Regions from separate parts of the Homo sapiens genome. Here regions 1 and 3 are each linked to region 2. The links are chromatin contacts, found by Hi-C or POLR2A ChIA-PET in ENCODE. All regions are on one chromosome and are shown on one strand. Each heading gives the region's core, a stretch centred on a gene start or an enhancer-like site at or near the end of the contact. The rest is flanking DNA. Distances are from core to core; before and after follow the strand shown.

Evidence for each region. Hi-C counts contacts between places; a loop is a spot of excess contacts on that map. ChIA-PET counts read pairs that join two places held with the same protein, here RNA polymerase II (POLR2A). Pooled maps may share reads with other maps.
Region 1: a loop to region 2 is called in a map with no recorded cell type, with 4 times the contacts of the local background. The contact joins the enhancer-like site here to the promoter of ZNF726 in region 2. A Hi-C loop is called at or near these places in 2 of 37 single-sample maps with no recorded cell type and 1 of 50 pooled maps. POLR2A ChIA-PET finds 5 or more read pairs at or near these places in 1 of 52 experiments (HEK293).
Region 3: a loop to region 2 is called in a pooled map, with 5 times the contacts of the local background. The contact joins the promoter of ZNF730 here to the promoter of ZNF726 in region 2. A Hi-C loop is called at or near these places in 1 of 37 single-sample maps with no recorded cell type and 2 of 50 pooled maps. POLR2A ChIA-PET finds 5 or more read pairs at or near these places in 1 of 52 experiments (WTC11).

The regions. Positions count from the first base shown.
Region 1 is chr19:23,070,114-23,072,813 of GRCh38, reverse strand. No RefSeq gene overlaps it. Among named protein-coding and RNA genes, the nearest start is that of LINC01858, 10 kb to the right of the region's middle. Within about 2 kb of position 1,438, at least 2 of the 41 ENCODE cell types and tissues checked have a DNase peak (open chromatin) inside an H3K27ac peak, as active enhancers do.
Region 2 is chr19:23,913,633-23,916,345 of GRCh38, reverse strand. It overlaps ZNF726 (zinc finger protein 726), which reads right to left and starts at 1,460. Exons shown (of 4, transcript NM_001244038.2): 1 at 1,349-1,460. The coding sequence starts at 1,351.
Region 3 is chr19:23,115,732-23,118,431 of GRCh38, reverse strand. ZNF730 (zinc finger protein 730) reads right to left here and starts at 1,407. Exons shown (of 4, transcript NM_001277403.2): 1 at 1,256-1,407. The coding sequence starts at 1,258.

The DNA.
Region 1 (2,700 bases), core at 189-2,688, 840 kb after region 2:
CTCTTGCTTCCCACTCAAGTGGCATTATAAGCATAACCTTAAATGTGATCTAATTTATGCATATTCCTCTCTTAGTAACATTTCTGACAACAGCCCTCACAATCAAATGAGCCTGGATTACAGAAAACGTGTGTGTTTAAAGCCTGAGGCAGCAGGTTTTGTGTGTATGTGTGATTCTCCTGCCTCAGCCTCCCAAGTAGCTGGGACTGCAGGCACGCACCACGATGCCCAGCAAATTTTTGCATTTTTAGTAGAGATGAGGTTTCACCATGTTGGCCAGGATGGTCCTGATCTCTTGACTTCATGAGCCACCCACCTGGACTTCCCAAAGTGCTAGGATTACAGGCATGAGCCACGATGCCCCGCCTATTATTCTTTTAGAGATGTATTTTCATCTTTCTACTTTTTTTCTTTTCTTTCTATTTTCATAATTTCTCCCTTTCTGTCTCTTTCTTACTGTCCTTCCCTTTTTCTTCCTGTGTTTCTCTCTTCCTTTCTTTTTCTCTGTTTCTTTTTAACATTTCCTCCTTGTAGAACCTGGTCCCTAACTTCCTTCATTCCCTCCTGTCTTCCTTCCTGCCTTTCTCTCAACATTCCTACCTTCCTCCCTTTTTTTCCTCCTCTCCTGCCTTCCTTCCTTCCTACTACAGGAATGTGGCATCATGCCTGGCTAACTTTTAGTAGAGGCAGGGCCTCACTATGTTGTCAGGGCTGGTCTCAACCTCCTAGGCTCAAGTGATTCTCCCACCTCAGCCTCCCAAAGTGTTGGAATTACAGGCATGAGCCACCATGCTCTGCCCTCTTTTATTTTCTTCTTTTTTCTTTGTATTCTTTTTTTCCCCTCTCTCTTTCTTCTTTCCTTTTTTCCTTCATTTCTTCCTTTTTCTTTTTGTGTCTCTCCACCTTTTTCCTTCCTTTTTCATCTTCCCTTTTTCTTTTCATTATTTTCTCTATTTTTCTTTTGATATTTCTTTCTCTTTCTTCATTTTTTTTCTCTCTCTTCTCTTTCTTTTTTTTTTTTCTGTTTTATTTCCTTCCTTCCGTTCGTCGTCTGTCCGTCTTTGTGTGGATTCTGGGACAGTCTCCTCATTCTGTATCTCCCTGTGTCCTAAACCACCCACTACCGAGTCCTGGTCATTCTTTCTCCCGCTGAGATGCATCTCCAAGCATCTGCAAACACCCACACCCACGGGTTGTCTTTGACTGGACTCTGTCGTGGTCTATGCAGAGCCACGTATCGGGGATCATTTCTGGGGTCGGGTGGATCCATTTCGCCCACGAGCTGCCCTTGCCATCTCGATCTGTCTTGTTGACGTTCGCGCTGGTTGTCGGGCTCCACTGAGGCCACCTCTCTAAGTTCTCTTGTCCTCCGGAGCTCCAGCGGCAGCTGCCGAGGGAGGGACCGTCCCCGCTGTGAGCTGGGCGGAGCTCGGGAAGGCCCGCAGCCTTCAGCTGAACTGTCTCAATGGGACCAGAGCTCTGGCGCGTCCCTTGTGAGTCGGAGGTCGGGCGCGCAGGGCTGTGGCTTGGGAGGCTGTCCCCGCGCTCCCAGCCCGAGCCGAGTGTGGGGCTGCCCCGGCTGATCCCAAGCGCACTGCAACTGCCGAGGCCCGACCCGCAGGACCCACCAGGCCTGACGCAGGGGGCCAGGGACGCCCACGCTGGTCCCGACTGTCTGAGGCGCCTGCCGAGTTTATTCCCAAGTCCCCATGGAGAGTCAGGGGCCGTCCTGAGCCATCTTCTGAGGTCCCGGGAGGGGTGGGCTCGGGAGGGGTTCGCCCGAGGGCTTTCCGAGCGCCGAAAGGGACGGCGTGCTGCGTGGTGGGTGCCTTGGGTTGGGGGGCTCCCCTGCTTGGCCTCCCACCCCTCTGGTTCCTGGCTCCTCCCCTCATTCCTGGGAGTGGGGGTGGTGGCAGCTCGATCCACCGGCTGGGATAGGGCTGGGGAAGCATGGTATGGATGGTTCAGTTGCAGGTGTCCGGGGGTGTGGCCCGGCAGGCCCCATCCCAGGTATGGCTGTGAGGGCCCGGGGGTGGCAGTCTGGGTCCCTGCCCTCTCCCACCCCGCGGGTGGGATGGTCACCGGGGGGGCAGTCCCTGCGCTTGAGCCCTTGCTCCTCTTTCCACCGCCCACATCGATCAGCAGATGGGGGTTGGGGGCGCGGTGGGAAGGAAGGTTGGCGACTTAGATGCCAGAAAAACAGCTTCAGGCCGCGAGCGCCACCCTTGGCCTGTAGGGTGGATCCGCTGGGCCTCTACCTGCTGGCTTCTCAGTCCGGCCGCCGGGTCCACCAGATGTCGGCCAAGAGTGTAGGACTTGGCCACCAGCTTGAAATATTTAAGACGGACCAGATGGCTCTCCTCGGCTGCAGAACCGCTAAGATCCAGTAGAGGGTGCGATTACTGCTCACTGCGACCTCCACCTTCCCGGGCTCACCCAGGCAATCCTTTCTTTTCGGCCTCCGAGTAGCTGAGGCTCAGGGGATCTTTCTGTTTTTGTTTTCTTTTTTTTGTTTTCCTAGCCCCACTTCAAGTTTGTTTCCACAGTACATTGAGTTGCTGTTTTTTGTTTGTTTGCTTGTTGAGACGGAGTTTTGCTCTTGTTACCCAGGCTGGAGTGCAAAGTCGCGATCTCGGCTCACTGCAACCTCCGCCTTTTGGGTTCAAGCGGTTCTCGGGCCTCAGCCTCCCGAGTAGCTGG
Region 2 (2,713 bases), core at 211-2,710:
AAATACTTTTAAAAAAAAAAAAAGATTCATTAAAATAGGTATCAATATGTACACTAAAGGACAAATAGTTGATAAAGTCAATTAGAGAGGAGAAACTGGCATTTGGCAACGTCAGACAAAACTGGAAATTTAGTATTTTACTGCAAGCCAGTCAGGCTGGAGGAATAAGGGATGAGGGGCAGACTTGAGGCCCTGCTTGGGACACTTGTGAAAAATTCAGGGAAAAAATCAGTCCCCTGTGGAGTGTGAAAACCATTAAGTGGCAGGAAATTAGATTGAGGTGGCTCTAGTCCCTGGATTTCTACTTCTAAAAAAAAAGTCTAAACTCAAGAGCATTTTTTTGTAAATTACTACATTGGCAGAAACAAAATTCAGGCTTAACGCTTAACCAACTATAAACTGCCAATTAAGCTCTGATTACATAACCATGATATTTCCACCTTGATTGTAAAAATTAAGAACTAGGACGGGGGCAGTGGCTCACGCCTGTAATCCCAGAACTTTGGAAGGCCGAGGTGGGTGGATCACCTGAGGTCAGGAGATCGAGACCTGCCTGACCAACACGGTGAAACCCCCGTCTCCGCTAAAAATAAAAAAAATTGCCAAATGTGGTGGCAGGCGCCTGTAGTCCCAACTACTAGGGAGGCTGAGGCAGAAAAATCGCTTGAACCCGGGAGGTGGAGGTTGCAGTGAGCCGAGATCACGAAACTGCACTTCAGCCTGGGCAACAGAGACTCTGCCTCAAAAAAAAAAGAAAATGAAAACAAAACAACAACAACAAAATAACAACAAAATCTACATAACCGTACCTAGCCAATTACGGAATTTGGTTTTATGATGAAACTTATAAAAACCTTTCCTTCCATGGAATACAAATTAGAAACCACAGCAAGGTGCTCTAAAATTTTTGAATCACACTTTAAATTATTTAATGTTTTTGCAGTGAGGCCCATAAATTTTTAATAGGAAAAAATGGCCTGAAAACCCCACGGACCAAAGCTCTTCCCATTCATGAGCCCGCACCCGGAGTCAGGATTCTGCCCTGACGTTCCTCCCATGGTCCCTGCACAATCTGGGAGAGACGCGGGGCTACTGGTGCAGAGCTGCCCAAAGAGGGCTCCAGGCCAGGGCACAGTCACTGCGCAGTGAAGAGACAGAACGCCCGGGAGCCCGGCTGTCAGCGCAGCCGCCATCTTAAGGCTGAAGGGACTGAGGCCGAGCTGGGCAACAACTCGGGCGCAGATTGTAAAACTGACAGCGAGGAGGCCTGAGTCCCGCCACTGCCGCTTCCCACCGGTTCCAGCCAGCCCCGTTCCCTCTCTTGGGATGTCGCACCCGGCACTCTCACCATTTCTAGGCTTCCAGGGGGCAGGTCACAGGGCCACAGAGGCTGCGCCCCTAAAAGCAGAAGACACAGAGTAGTGAGGACGAGACCTGGAGCTCCGGCCGCAGATAGAGACAAAGGCCCCGCCAAATCCCGGAAGCCGCCCTGTTCGCTCCAGCTGCGTGCCTGATTGGACAGTTCCCAGGACAGCGTCTCTGATTGGATAACGTTTAAGAACCCCGCTTTCTAAGGCCCTGAGTGACAGAAGATGTCATCAGACGTTGGGCTGAATGAAGAAAGATTGACAGCCTAAGCCTCAGCCTTTTCAGGCGGGGCTTCCTCCCGGAGCTGAACGAGGCCCATCTCAGAACACGGAAAAATTTTCTCTCTTCTTTGCTGTCTTTTTTTCAACGTATTAAATATGTGAATAATTTTTTTTTTAGACAAAGTTTCGCTCTTGTTGTCCAGGCTGGAGTGCAATGGCGCGATCTCGGCTCACTGCAACCTTCGCCTTCCGGGATCAAGCGATTCTCCTGCCTCAGCCTCCATAGTAGCTGGGACTACAGGTGCACACAGCCACACCGGGCTAATTTTTGTTTTTTGGTTTTTTTTAGTAGAGATGGGGTTTCGCCACGTTAGCCAGGCTGGTTTCGAACTTCTGACCTCAGGAGATCCACCCGCCTCGACCTCCCAAAATGCTAGGATTACAGTCGTGAGCCACCATGCCTGGCCGACTCGATATTATCTTTAAAGCAAAATTAGGAATACCTTTATTCCCCAGATGTTGGAATATCTGGACACTCCTCCGTCTGGTTCTGCTTAGTAAACATTATTAATTCATTTCCTTAACCATAAATATCTAGAGGCTAGGAATGCCTAACTTACTGAGAATGCAGCCCAGCGAGTCTCAGCGTCATTTTCCTAGCTCTCTCTCAAAACGGAGTCGCTCTGGTTCAAATGATTCTGACATATTTTTCGCCTTCCTTTACAAGAGGACCCTTAATCCTAAGAGTTGCAGAGAGACAAAGATTCGTCTTCTGTAACTTTTTCAGGCTGATTAGGGGCGATAATATTCCTGCCTAACCATTGGTCTCTTGCATTCAGGGTAGAGAGAAATTCAGTCAGACAGTGTTGGTATGGTGAAGGTCGTTCATAACTTCTAGTTCCAAAAGAAGGTGATGTCTAGAAGATTAATAAGCGTCCAATTTAAGAAAGCATTTAGTGAGCTTGTCTTGCATTCCTACACAAAGAGTACAACCACAATATATTCCACAACAGCAAAGCAAAATTAGTAAAATTATTCCACGTAAACTAAACAGGAAAGCCTTTCAAGAAGTGGGCAGTTGTTAGAACCAAACTGATATATGGTTCACTGATAGCACATAAATG
Region 3 (2,700 bases), core at 158-2,657, 800 kb after region 2:
GAAAAAACTAAAGGGTGGCTGAGAATACATCATCCCATAAAAATTAAAAAAACAAAAAAAAAAAACAAAAAACAAACTTGACCCCAAAACACTTTCACAAGATCTCTGTGCCTAGGGGAGACAAAAGAAAAAGAGGCACAGAGATTTTTTTACAATACAGTGTCAGGGAATTAGTTTTGGTTTATTTTCATGGGCGATATTTACAAACAGAAAACAAATCTTTTTAAATGTCCCACCCAATGGTTTGTAAAAAAATAATTAAAATACAGTATCAAAAATGTACCCTAAAGGACAAACAGATAATAATGTGAATTAGAGAGGGAAAGTTGGCATTTGGGATAATCAGAAGAAACTGGAAATTTAGTATTTTACTGCAAGACAGAGTTAGGCTGGAGGAATGGGGGTTGAGGGGTAGACTTGAGACCCCGTTTGAGAAACATGAAAAAAAAATGCAGAAGATCAGTCTCCTGTGGAGTGTGAAAATAGTTAAGTGACAGGCAATTCGAGGTACGTGGCTGCGATGCCTGGATTCCTACTTTAAAAAAAAATGTAACTCAAATGTATTTTTTTGTAAATTACTACATTAAGGAAAACAAAATTTAGGCGTAACAAACTATAAACTGCCTATTAAGCTCTGATTACATAACCAGAAAATTTGTACGCTCAAGGTGCAAATTTAGAAACTATGTAACTGTACCTAACCGATTACTGAATTTGGGTTTTTGCATCATGCATCTTATGAAAGTCTTTCCTTCAAGCCCGTCCCATGGATAACAAGCTACACCCCATAACTGGGTGCTCTACAATTTTAGAATCATTCTTTAATTAAATTCTTTAATATTTTGGTGATGACTCCCATAAATTTTTAACAGAAGGAAAGAGGAATTGGGAACGCCACAGACCAAAGCTCTTCCCATTCATGAACCCGCAGCCCGAGTCAGGATTCTCCTCTGACGATCCTCTCTGGTTCCTGCATAATCTGGGAGAGACGCAGCGCTGCGGGTGCAGAGCTGCCCAGAGAGGGCTCCAGGGCAGGGCACAGTCACAGTGCAGGGAAGAGACAGGACGCCGGGGCCCCGGCTGTCAGCGCGGCCGCCATCGTATGGCTGAAGGGGACTGAGGCCGAGCTGGGCAAGAACTCTGGGCGCAGATTGTGAAGCTGACTGCGGGGAGGCCTGGGTCCCGCCACAGCCGCTTCCCACCGGTTCCAACCAGCCCCGTTCCCTCTCTCGGGATGTCGGACCGGCACTCTCACCATTTCTAGGCTTCCAGGGGGCCCTGGCGTCTTAGCTGTGGATCTCCCAATACCCGCAGGTCGCAGGGCCACACAGGCTGGGCTTCTACGTGCAGAGGACACAAAGCAGACAGACGAAAATTGGAGCTTCGGCGGCAGCGAGAAACAAAGGCCGCGCCAAATCCCGGAAGCCGCCCTGTCTGCTCCAGCTGCGGGCCTGATTGGACGGCCCCCCGCCCAGTGTCCCCGATTGGATAACGTTTAAGGCCCCGCCCCCTCAGGCCCTGAGTGACAGATGTGATCAGATGCTGGACTGAATGAAGAGTGACAGCGTAGGCTGCAGCCTTTTCGGGCAGGACTTCCTCCCTGAACTGAGACAGGCCCACCCCAGAGGGTACTGACTTTAACCTTTTGTGTAAGATCATATGTATTTATAAATAATACGCTATATGAATATTCACAAATCAAAAGAACATAGACCGGGCGCGGTGGCTCACGCCTGTAATCCCAGCACTTTGGGGGGCCGAGGCGGGTGGATCATCTGAGGTCAGGAGTTTGAGACCAGCCTGGCCAACAAGTGAAACCCCGTCTCTACTAAAAATACAAAAAAAAAAAAAAAAAAAAGTAGCTGGGAGTAGTGGCGCGCGCCTGTAATCCCAGCTACTCGGGAGGCTAAGGCAGGGGAATCGCTTGAACCCAGGAGGTGGAGGTTGCAATGAGCCGAGATCGTACCACTGAACTCCAGCCTGGTGACAGAGTGAGATGAAAGGAAGGAAGGAAAGGAGGAAGGGAGGAGGAGAGAAAGAGAGAGAGAAAAAGAAAGAAAGAAAAGAGAGAAAGAAAAGAAATAAGGAAAGAAAGGAAAGAAAGAAAGAAAAGAAAAGAAAAGAAAAGAAAAAGCAGAATAACCACAGGTAGATCACTATCTGGTGACCACCTTTCTTCCAGAGATCAGACACTGAACAAAGGATGATGGGGCCACAGGGGAAGAAAACTCTATGTCTTCAGATCTGTCCACAGTCTGGACCTCCAATGTTAGATATGAAGAAAACAGATTAAAGGCAAAATTATTTTGCTATTTGGCCTTGGCCCTAAGTGTCAGGATGTAGTTTTACGTTTTCTCCTGTGCGTGCGGGGACTAAGGACCAATCACATGCATACATATCTACATGTATTGCAGCGTTACTCAACATTATCTTACAACACATCTAACTTTAAATCAGGGGAAAATATTAGTACCTTTATGGAGCCCACTGTTAGAAGGTAACTAGTAATCAACCTGTCATTAAATCATGGCACCTATCTGCACTGGGTGCATGTATTAGTTAGCTATTGCAGCATAACCAACCATCCAAAACTTATTAGGTAATAATTGAGATGGTCAGCCATTTAGGCTGGGCTCACTGGGGCCATTCTTCTGGTCCCAGCTGAGCTCCTTCAGACATGTATCAACAACTGCTTCTTGA